Linked DNA regions of Homo sapiens: regions 1 and 2 are each linked to region 3. Evidence: chromatin loops called from intact Hi-C (ENCODE). Cell type or tissue: Caco-2. All regions are shown on one strand. Region 1 overlaps SLC2A14 (solute carrier family 2 member 14). Region 2 has its middle 37 kb from the start of FOXJ2. Region 3 has its middle 19 kb from the start of SLC2A3.

Region 1 (2,500 bases), 84 kb after region 3:
TGGCACGGTCTCGGCTCACTGCAACCTCCGCCTCTCAGGGTCAAGCGATCCTCCTGCTTCAGCCCCTCCTAGTAGCTGGGATTACAGGCACACCCCACCATGCCCTGCTAATTTTTGTATTTTTAGTAGAGATGGGGTTTCACCATGTTGGCCAGGCTGGTCTCGAACTCCTGATCTCAGGTGATCCACCTGCCTTGGCCCACCTGCCTTGGCCTCCCAAAGTGCTGGGATGACAGGCATGAGCCACCGTGCCCGGCCAGAAATGTCTTATTTGTTAGGTTTGTAGTGAGCCGAGTGTTCTTTCTTCCCCCACCCGGGGGTTAGGTTAGGGATAGCAGAACAGTATTTAATAAACCAGAAGACTGAAATGGGGCCAGGATGCAGTGAGTAGATCCAGTAGGTTACATGGTCCTGAGAGATAAGAGACTCAAAGAGCCACCCAGCAGTGAAGACACAAACTACTACCACCTCCCCCTACCACCACCACTGGGCTTCCGTGGAGTCTGGGGTACAGATCAGACTGCACTGTATTTGTTTCCAAAATGATCAATTCTTAGTAATCCTACCCAAGGCTGTGTTGTCCTCTTTCCTCCCAGTTCGTGAGTGGAATTCTATGCCTACCTTCACCTGATGCAGGTTTTTAAATATTTCCAAACTGACCAACCCAGTTTCTCTTAACTTCTTCCTTCTCCAATTTTCTTTTCCACTTTTACCAAGTTAACTTCACATTCTTATCTCCAGATAAGTTCTTTAGTATAATCTATTACTTTGTCTTCCCGATTAATTACCTAAATCTCGTTTGATGTTTGTCCTTTTCATACCACTCATAGGTCAGATTCTCCTAATACAGCTCCATAATTAATAAGAAACAGTCATCAATTACAAGTTTTAAGGACTATTCTCTCCTCCCTGTCCTCTGTCTCTCCAGGTCACCCCAGCTCTGATCTTTGCCATCACAGTTGCTACAATCGGCTCTTTCCAGTTTGGCTACAACACTGGGGTCATCAATGCTCCTGAGACGGTGAGTGCCAGGCCACAAGAATTAGAATCTGGAATAGGGAAATTATTCCTTTAAGTAGGGTTTCAAGAATTCAGAATTTAAGGCCAGGCATGGTGGCACCTGCCTGGAGTCCCAGCTACTCCGGAGGCTGAGGCTTAAAGATCACTTGAGCCCAGGAGTTAAACACCATCCTGAGCAACACAGTTAGTGAGGGTCCCTCCCCCAACTAGGGGAATTAAACTTTGTATCTATCCTGTCCAAGACTGAAGATGGAGACAATATTGGTGGGGAAAATTAGTGGGGTCATTTAATCAAAGGAAAAAGGTCATTTACTCCTTATACCCTGGGCAGTGCTGTTCTTCCTCCCACTCTTTCACCCTATAGTAATACACTTCCTGTATTATCCCTTAGGGGTTAGTTACCAAGCTGGCCAGGTTCGCTTAGCAGAGGGCTGGGGTGAACATCAGTGCTGCCACCTACTGGGATATTCAGGACAAATGAAAAATTACTATTCCAGGGAGAGTTAACATTAATTCCAATATGTTATCTGCCTCTTCAATTCCCGTCTATTTATTCCCTTGATTCTCTAGGGAGGAAATGATCCCTAATATTTGTTTTGTTTGTTTGTTTGTTTTGAGATGTAGTCTCGCTCTGTCACCCAGGCCGGAGTGCAATGGCGCTATCTCGGCTCATCGCAAACTCCGCCCCACGGGTTCAAGCGATTCTCCTACCTCAGCCTCCCGAGTAGCTGGGATTACAGGCATGCGCCACCACAACTGGCTAATTTTGTATTTTTAGTAGAGACGGGGTTTCACCATGTTGGTCAGGTTGGTCTGCAACTCCTGACCTCAGGTGATCCACCCGCCTCGGCCTTCCAAAGTGCTGGGATTACAGGCGTGAGCCACTGCACCCAGCATATTTGTATCTTTTGTTCTCATCCAACTGTAATAGTCTGTCCTCCCACCTTTTATTTTGCAGATCATAAAGGAATTTATCAATAAAACTTTGACGGACAAGGCAAATGCCCCTCCCTCTGAGGTGCTGCTCACGAATCTCTGGTCCTTGTCTGTGGCCATATTTTCCGTCGGGGGTATGATCGGCTCCTTTTCCGTCGGACTCTTTGTTAACCGCTTTGGCAGGTATTGACTAGAAACTGGGCAAGGAAGTGGGCTCTACCAGATGCATTGGGGACAAGTGTGGAGAGTTAGGGCAGGGAGGTGATGATGCCTTTGAATAAGAACACCTTGAATTCTAATCAAGGGAAACTAGCCCAACTGGCCCCGAATATGACTGCCCTTGCTTGGAGCTCTACTACCCTGGAGAGCTCCCACCCAGCTGTGCAAGAGATGAACTGTGTGAGTGATTGGCCTTTGCAGTCCAGTTAGGGATAGTTCAGAATTATTCCCTAGTAAGCTCAACTATGGGGTTTCCAGGAACATACTTAATTTACAAGGTCCAAAGTTGATTACTTTTCTCAAAAAAAAAAAAAACAAAACTGGG
Region 2 (2,500 bases), 79 kb before region 3:
AACTCAAACAGTTCTTTTCAAATGTAGCACACCTTGAGATAGAGTCTCGCTCTGTCGCCCAGGCTGGAGTCCAGTGGCGTGATCTCGACACACTGCAACCTCCGCCTCCTGTGTTCAAGCAATTTTCATGCCATTTTTTTTTTCTTTTTTTAGTAGAGGCGAGGTTTTACCATGTTGACGAGGATAGTCTTGATCTCCTGGCCTCAAGCGATCTGCCTGCCTTGGCCTCCCAAAGTGCTGGGACTTCATGTGTGAGCCACCGCACCTGGCCAAAAGTTGCGTTCTTACCAGAGAATGTGACGGGGGAAGGGAGTGCCCAGGAGTTGCTCATTTATGCAAGGAAGCGTTTAGGGTGATGAATCAAAGAATTTAAGTCGGGTGATGTGGAAAGTAAAAATAGAAGAGTGATGGGCAGTGAAAAGTTGAGAGGGTTAATAGTGTAGAGATCCTGCTTCTATCAAGAAATGGTTAGAGAGGAAGTGATGGTCAGTGTGAGATGCAAAATAATACAGGTTTTACAAGCAGCCTTTTTTTTTTTTTTTTTTTTTGAGACGAACTCTTGCTCTGTTGCCCAGGCTGGAGTGCACTGGTGTGATCTCAGCTCACTGCAACCTCCACCTCCCAGGTTCAAGCAATTCTATGCCTCAGCCTCCTGAGTAGCTGGGATTACAGGCACCTGCCACCACACCCGGCTAATTTTTGTATTTTTAGTGGAGATGGGGTTTCACCATCCCGGCCAGGCTGGTCTTGAACTCCTGACCTCGTGATCCACCCACCTCAGCCTCCCAAAGTGCTGGGATTACAGGTGTGAGCCACCGCACCCAGCCGAGCCCATTTATTATAAATAACCAGGGCTAGGGTATTAACCATGGGAATAAATGACTGAGGTGGACTGGAAAACAAGATGATTGGAAATGAGTGGACAAGAAACTGACGGCCAGCCTATTCGATGAATTGTCTCCATGCATCATGGAATAGCCAGGACTGATGACAGTAGGAATGGTGTAAACTAAGAGAATGAATCAGGCTTCTAAATTTTCAGAGAATGTGGGGGAAGTGACCCAGGAGATCAGCAGATTATTACAATATCCTGATGGCATGCACTGAAAAGGAGCTGAGTTTTTAGGGGATGAGCAACAGTTTGAAGTAGGCAAAGAGCAGCATCGTAAGAGTTACAAGCGAAATGCTGAACCTACCCTGTAGTACTTTCAGAGAAGTGAGATCCGCTAACTTGAAGGATCAGGAAGGGGATCATGGTAAAAGTGGCATTTATATGGACTTTGAAAGATGAAAAGAATTTTGTGAGAAATAGATTTGGAAAGATAATTCCAGGCAGAGAGATGCTACTACCAAAGAAGGAAGTGACACTGTTCTGCCCACGCCTGGTGCTTTTGCAAATCCGCCTCCAGAGCCCGTTGCTATGGTGCTAGTAACATCCTTGGTATTACCAGAGCTGGTTAGCAGTTGGCCACCAGGTGGCAGTGTATATCTTTGCGCCATCCCTCCCAGTACTGGCCTTGGAGAAAAACTGGAAGTGAGAATTAGCATAGGTGCAGCTGAGGTGAGATCAGTGGCTTGTGGATTGTGTATTTAGTTAGGCCTGAAGAAGCAAAGCCCTCAGAGAAGAGGATAAATTTGGGAACATTTAGGGAGAAGATCAGGGAGAAGATAAAAGGAAAGGAAATTGCGAGAGTATAATGAGGCCTGAAAAGTAGCAGAGGGCTCTAGGAGGGACAGCCATGTCCTCTTGGCCATTCCTTGAGGAACTAGTTGGAATAGGCACGCCGCCCTAGACTTTACAAAACTCCGGAAATACACTCTTGGAACCAGAGGTGACAATTCACTGAATGAGGATTACCCCAACCAGCCACAGCGGGAAATCCTTGGAGAAGGTGTGCGCTGATTGGATCAGAGACCCGAAGGGAAAGAATCCCAGCTTGAAGAACCAGTTTGAATGTCAAGACTCCAAGAATCACTGCAAGAAAAACAGCCTTGTGGTGAAGATTCTAGGATTTAGGATCATTTCCAGATGAGAATCCACAAATGACTCACACAGTCTTTCTGAGGTTGTTAAACAGATTGCTTCCATCAGTATTGAGTCAGGAATTGAGACTGCTCACCACTGCACTTACTTGTCAACTATTTTCATAAATATTAGTTGTTTAAAGAAAGCAGCAGCCAAAAAGAAGAACCAGAGAGGGGAGATGTGCAGATTGGCAGTGCAAGGTGAGGAATAGGCACTAGAGCAACATTGAAAGAGAGTTTGGAGCAATGGCCTTCTTCTTCTTCTTTTGGTTTGTTTACTCAGGTAATAATTAAAAAAAAAAAAAAACTATGTATTTCCTCTACACTGTTTGTTTTTTTTGGGGTGGTGGGACGAAATCTCGCTCTGTCGCCCAAGCTGGAGTGCACTGGCGCGATCGCAGCTCACTGCAACCTCTGCCTTCCGAGTTCAAGCGATTCCTTCCACATGTTTTTAAGTGACATCTAAGAAAATTTT
Region 3 (2,500 bases):
CCTTCACCATGACTGACAAATCTAGTGACCTTAGGTCCCAGTTTAAATTGCCTTGATTCATTTTCACAACTGCCCTATCTGCCTAAAAGCCTTGCCTCTCCAATTTCACATCTTGTTATATGCATTTTTTTTTTTTTTGAGACAGAGCTTCATTCTTGTTATCCAGGATGGAGTGCAATGGTGTGGTCTCGGCTCACTGCATCCTCAGCCTCCCGGGTTCAAGCGATTTTCTTGACTTAGTCTCCCAAGTAGCTGAGACTACAGGCATAGGCCACCACACCCAGCTAATTTTTGTGTAGAGATCGGGTTTGGCCATGTTGACTAGGCTGGTCTTGAACTGGACTCACGTGATCTGCCAGCCTCAGCCTCCCAACGTTCTGGGATTACAGGCGTGAGCCACCACACCCGGCCCTAAGTGATGTTTATTTAAAGTGTCAGTCTGGGTCCTATCAGAAGACAAAAATGACACTTTTTTTTTTTTGGAAATAATATAAAGAATATCAAGCTATAGGCCGTGCGCGGTGGCTCACACGTGTAATCCCAGCACTTTGGGAGGCTGAGGTGGGTGGATCACCTGAGGTCAGGAGTTCGAGACCAGTCTGGCCATCATGCTGAAACCCCGTCTCTCCTAAAAATACAAAGAAAAATTAGCCGGGCTTGGTGGCAGGCGCCTGTAATCCCAGCTGAGGCAGGAGAATCGCTTGACCCAGGGAGGCAGAGGTTGCCGTGAGCCAAGATCGTACCATTGCACTCCAGCCTGGGCAATAAGAACAAAACTCCTTTAAAAAAAAAAAGGTATAAGACAAAATGCAGTTTCCTAGAGCTGAGGGAGATTATCCAAGAAATGACAAACTTGGAAGGAAGGCCACTGCCATCTCCTCAAAACTGACGTGCACACCTTATTGGAGAATGTAGAGTTTCAGTCTACTGGAGAGCAGAGAAGTCTGGTAGTTTGCCTGGGTCAGTGCTGGTGTGCAGTCCCTGGGCAAGCAGGGAACACACAGCTGGTGACCAGACATGCAGATGTGCAGATGGAGTCGAGGCACCAGAGGGGTGGGAGGCTTAGAGTGTGGCATCCCTGTGGAAAGTGACCACCAGGCCAGGGTGTGGCTGGGGCAGGTCACCATCAAATTTTCTCTCATCTATACTGCTAACCTATGGTGCAGGCACTGGAACCAGCAAGAGAATCCCCCTTCATCCTGCAGTATCCTTCCAGCACCATCTACTAAGAAAGCATTGTTCTTAGTACTCTAAAAAGGAAATGCTTAAAGGAATTCCAACCTTTTAAAAGCAGGTATTGGCCAGGCGCAGTGGCTCAAGCCTGTAATCTCAGCACTTTGGGAGGCCAAGGCGGGCGGATCACAAGGTCAGGAGATCGAGACCATCCTGGCTAACATGGTGAAACCCCGTCTCTACTAAAAATACAAGAAATTAGCAGGGCGTGGTGGCGGGCGCCTGTAGTCCCAGCTGGTCTGGAGGCTGAAGCAGGAGAATGGCGTGAACCCGGGAGGCGGAGCTTGCAGTGAGCCGAGATCGAGATCGTGCCACTGCACTCCAGCCTGGGCGACAGAGCGAGACTCCGTCTCAAAAAAAAAAAAAAAAAAAAAAGCAGGTATTGAGGGATGAATTCGGAGCTGACAGACAATAAATTTATAACTAGCACAATAAGTGTTAGATGGCTGGGTAGATAATAGTGGGTATTGGTTGAGGGGATTTCCCCCTTCCACACCTCCCAAAGCCACCTGGGCTTTTAGAGAAATTTCAAGTCCCCCACCCCGCCACCCTCCTTTTTTTTGGAATCAAGTGTTTGTTGCAGAAACTTGGCCAAGGTTCCAAGTGGCCCCAGATGGTTGAGGTTGGGCTAGGGGTCGCCTGCTCAGGGCTGGGCAAGTGAGACAAGGAAAAGGTGGAGGGAGCGCCTCTGGGCCTGGAGCTTCAGAGCTGCGAGGTTATGTTTCAGCCAAACTGCAGGTGAGGCTTATGAGGCCCGCTTGGGCTCCGCGCTGTGGGCCTTCATCACGCCGTCCTCTCTCATCATGAGCTGTAGATACCCAAAGAATGGCACCGATGAATCATCTAGTAACAAATCTGTCTTTTTGATCGGGGGCCTTCGCTGCACTGGCGTGGCTGAAACTGCGGTTCTCACCAACGTCCACCCTCTTCCTCCAGTTCGCCGCCCTGCCCCCAGCGAGCACTGAGCCCGCCAGCCCGACTTGGCGCTGCGGCCGCGACCACCCACCTCCCAATAGCCCGGCGGCCGCATGAGGCTGGGACTGGCGCACGGAGGCGGTGGGGCGGCGGGGGGGGGGAAGGGGGAGGGGAAGGGGGGTGCTGAAGCGGGGGGGGCGAGAAACTGGAGACCCTGCAAAAAGGCTGGGCCTGGGCTGCTCTGGTTACCCCGCGAGTCCTCTTCACTGCGCAGGCGTGGGCAGCTGCAGAACCCTGTCATTCTATCTTAGTTTGCTCATCATCACTAATATTCTTTGCTATGACCCAGGAT

Evidence for each region. Hi-C counts contacts between places; a loop is a spot of excess contacts. Peaks named below come from ENCODE experiments on the same cell type or tissue, not always from the same donor. Only the 100,000 strongest peaks of a DNase experiment are listed, where the experiment ranks them.
Region 1: it touches region 3 in a loop (6-fold over the local background); 2 of 110 quality-filtered maps call a loop at or near these places.
Region 2: a loop joins it to region 3, with 2.6 times the contacts of the local background. A loop is called at or near these places in 3 of 110 quality-filtered maps.

The regions. Positions count from the first base shown.
Region 1 is chr12:7,831,243-7,833,742 of GRCh38, reverse strand. It overlaps SLC2A14 (solute carrier family 2 member 14), which reads left to right. Exons shown (of 11, transcript NM_001286234.2): 3 at 929-1,021; 4 at 1,979-2,139. Among named protein-coding and RNA genes, the nearest start is that of SLC2A14, 40 kb to the left of the region's middle. RefSeq lists an enhancer at 1-54. In Caco-2, a CTCF peak has its summit at 1,455 (motif pointing left); a DNase peak (open chromatin) is centred at 1,442.
Region 2 is chr12:7,994,381-7,996,880 of GRCh38, reverse strand. It overlaps the pseudogene RPS20P28. Among named protein-coding and RNA genes, the nearest start is that of FOXJ2, 37 kb to the left of the region's middle. RefSeq lists an enhancer at 1,221-2,142. In Caco-2, a CTCF peak has its summit at 1,438 (motif pointing right); DNase peaks (open chromatin) are centred at 1,470 and 1,800.
Region 3 is chr12:7,915,734-7,918,233 of GRCh38, reverse strand. No RefSeq gene overlaps it. Among named protein-coding and RNA genes, the nearest start is that of SLC2A3, 19 kb to the left of the region's middle. In Caco-2, no CTCF peak of the experiment used is centred here; DNase peaks (open chromatin) are centred at 313, 643, 1,023, 1,923 and 1 weaker place.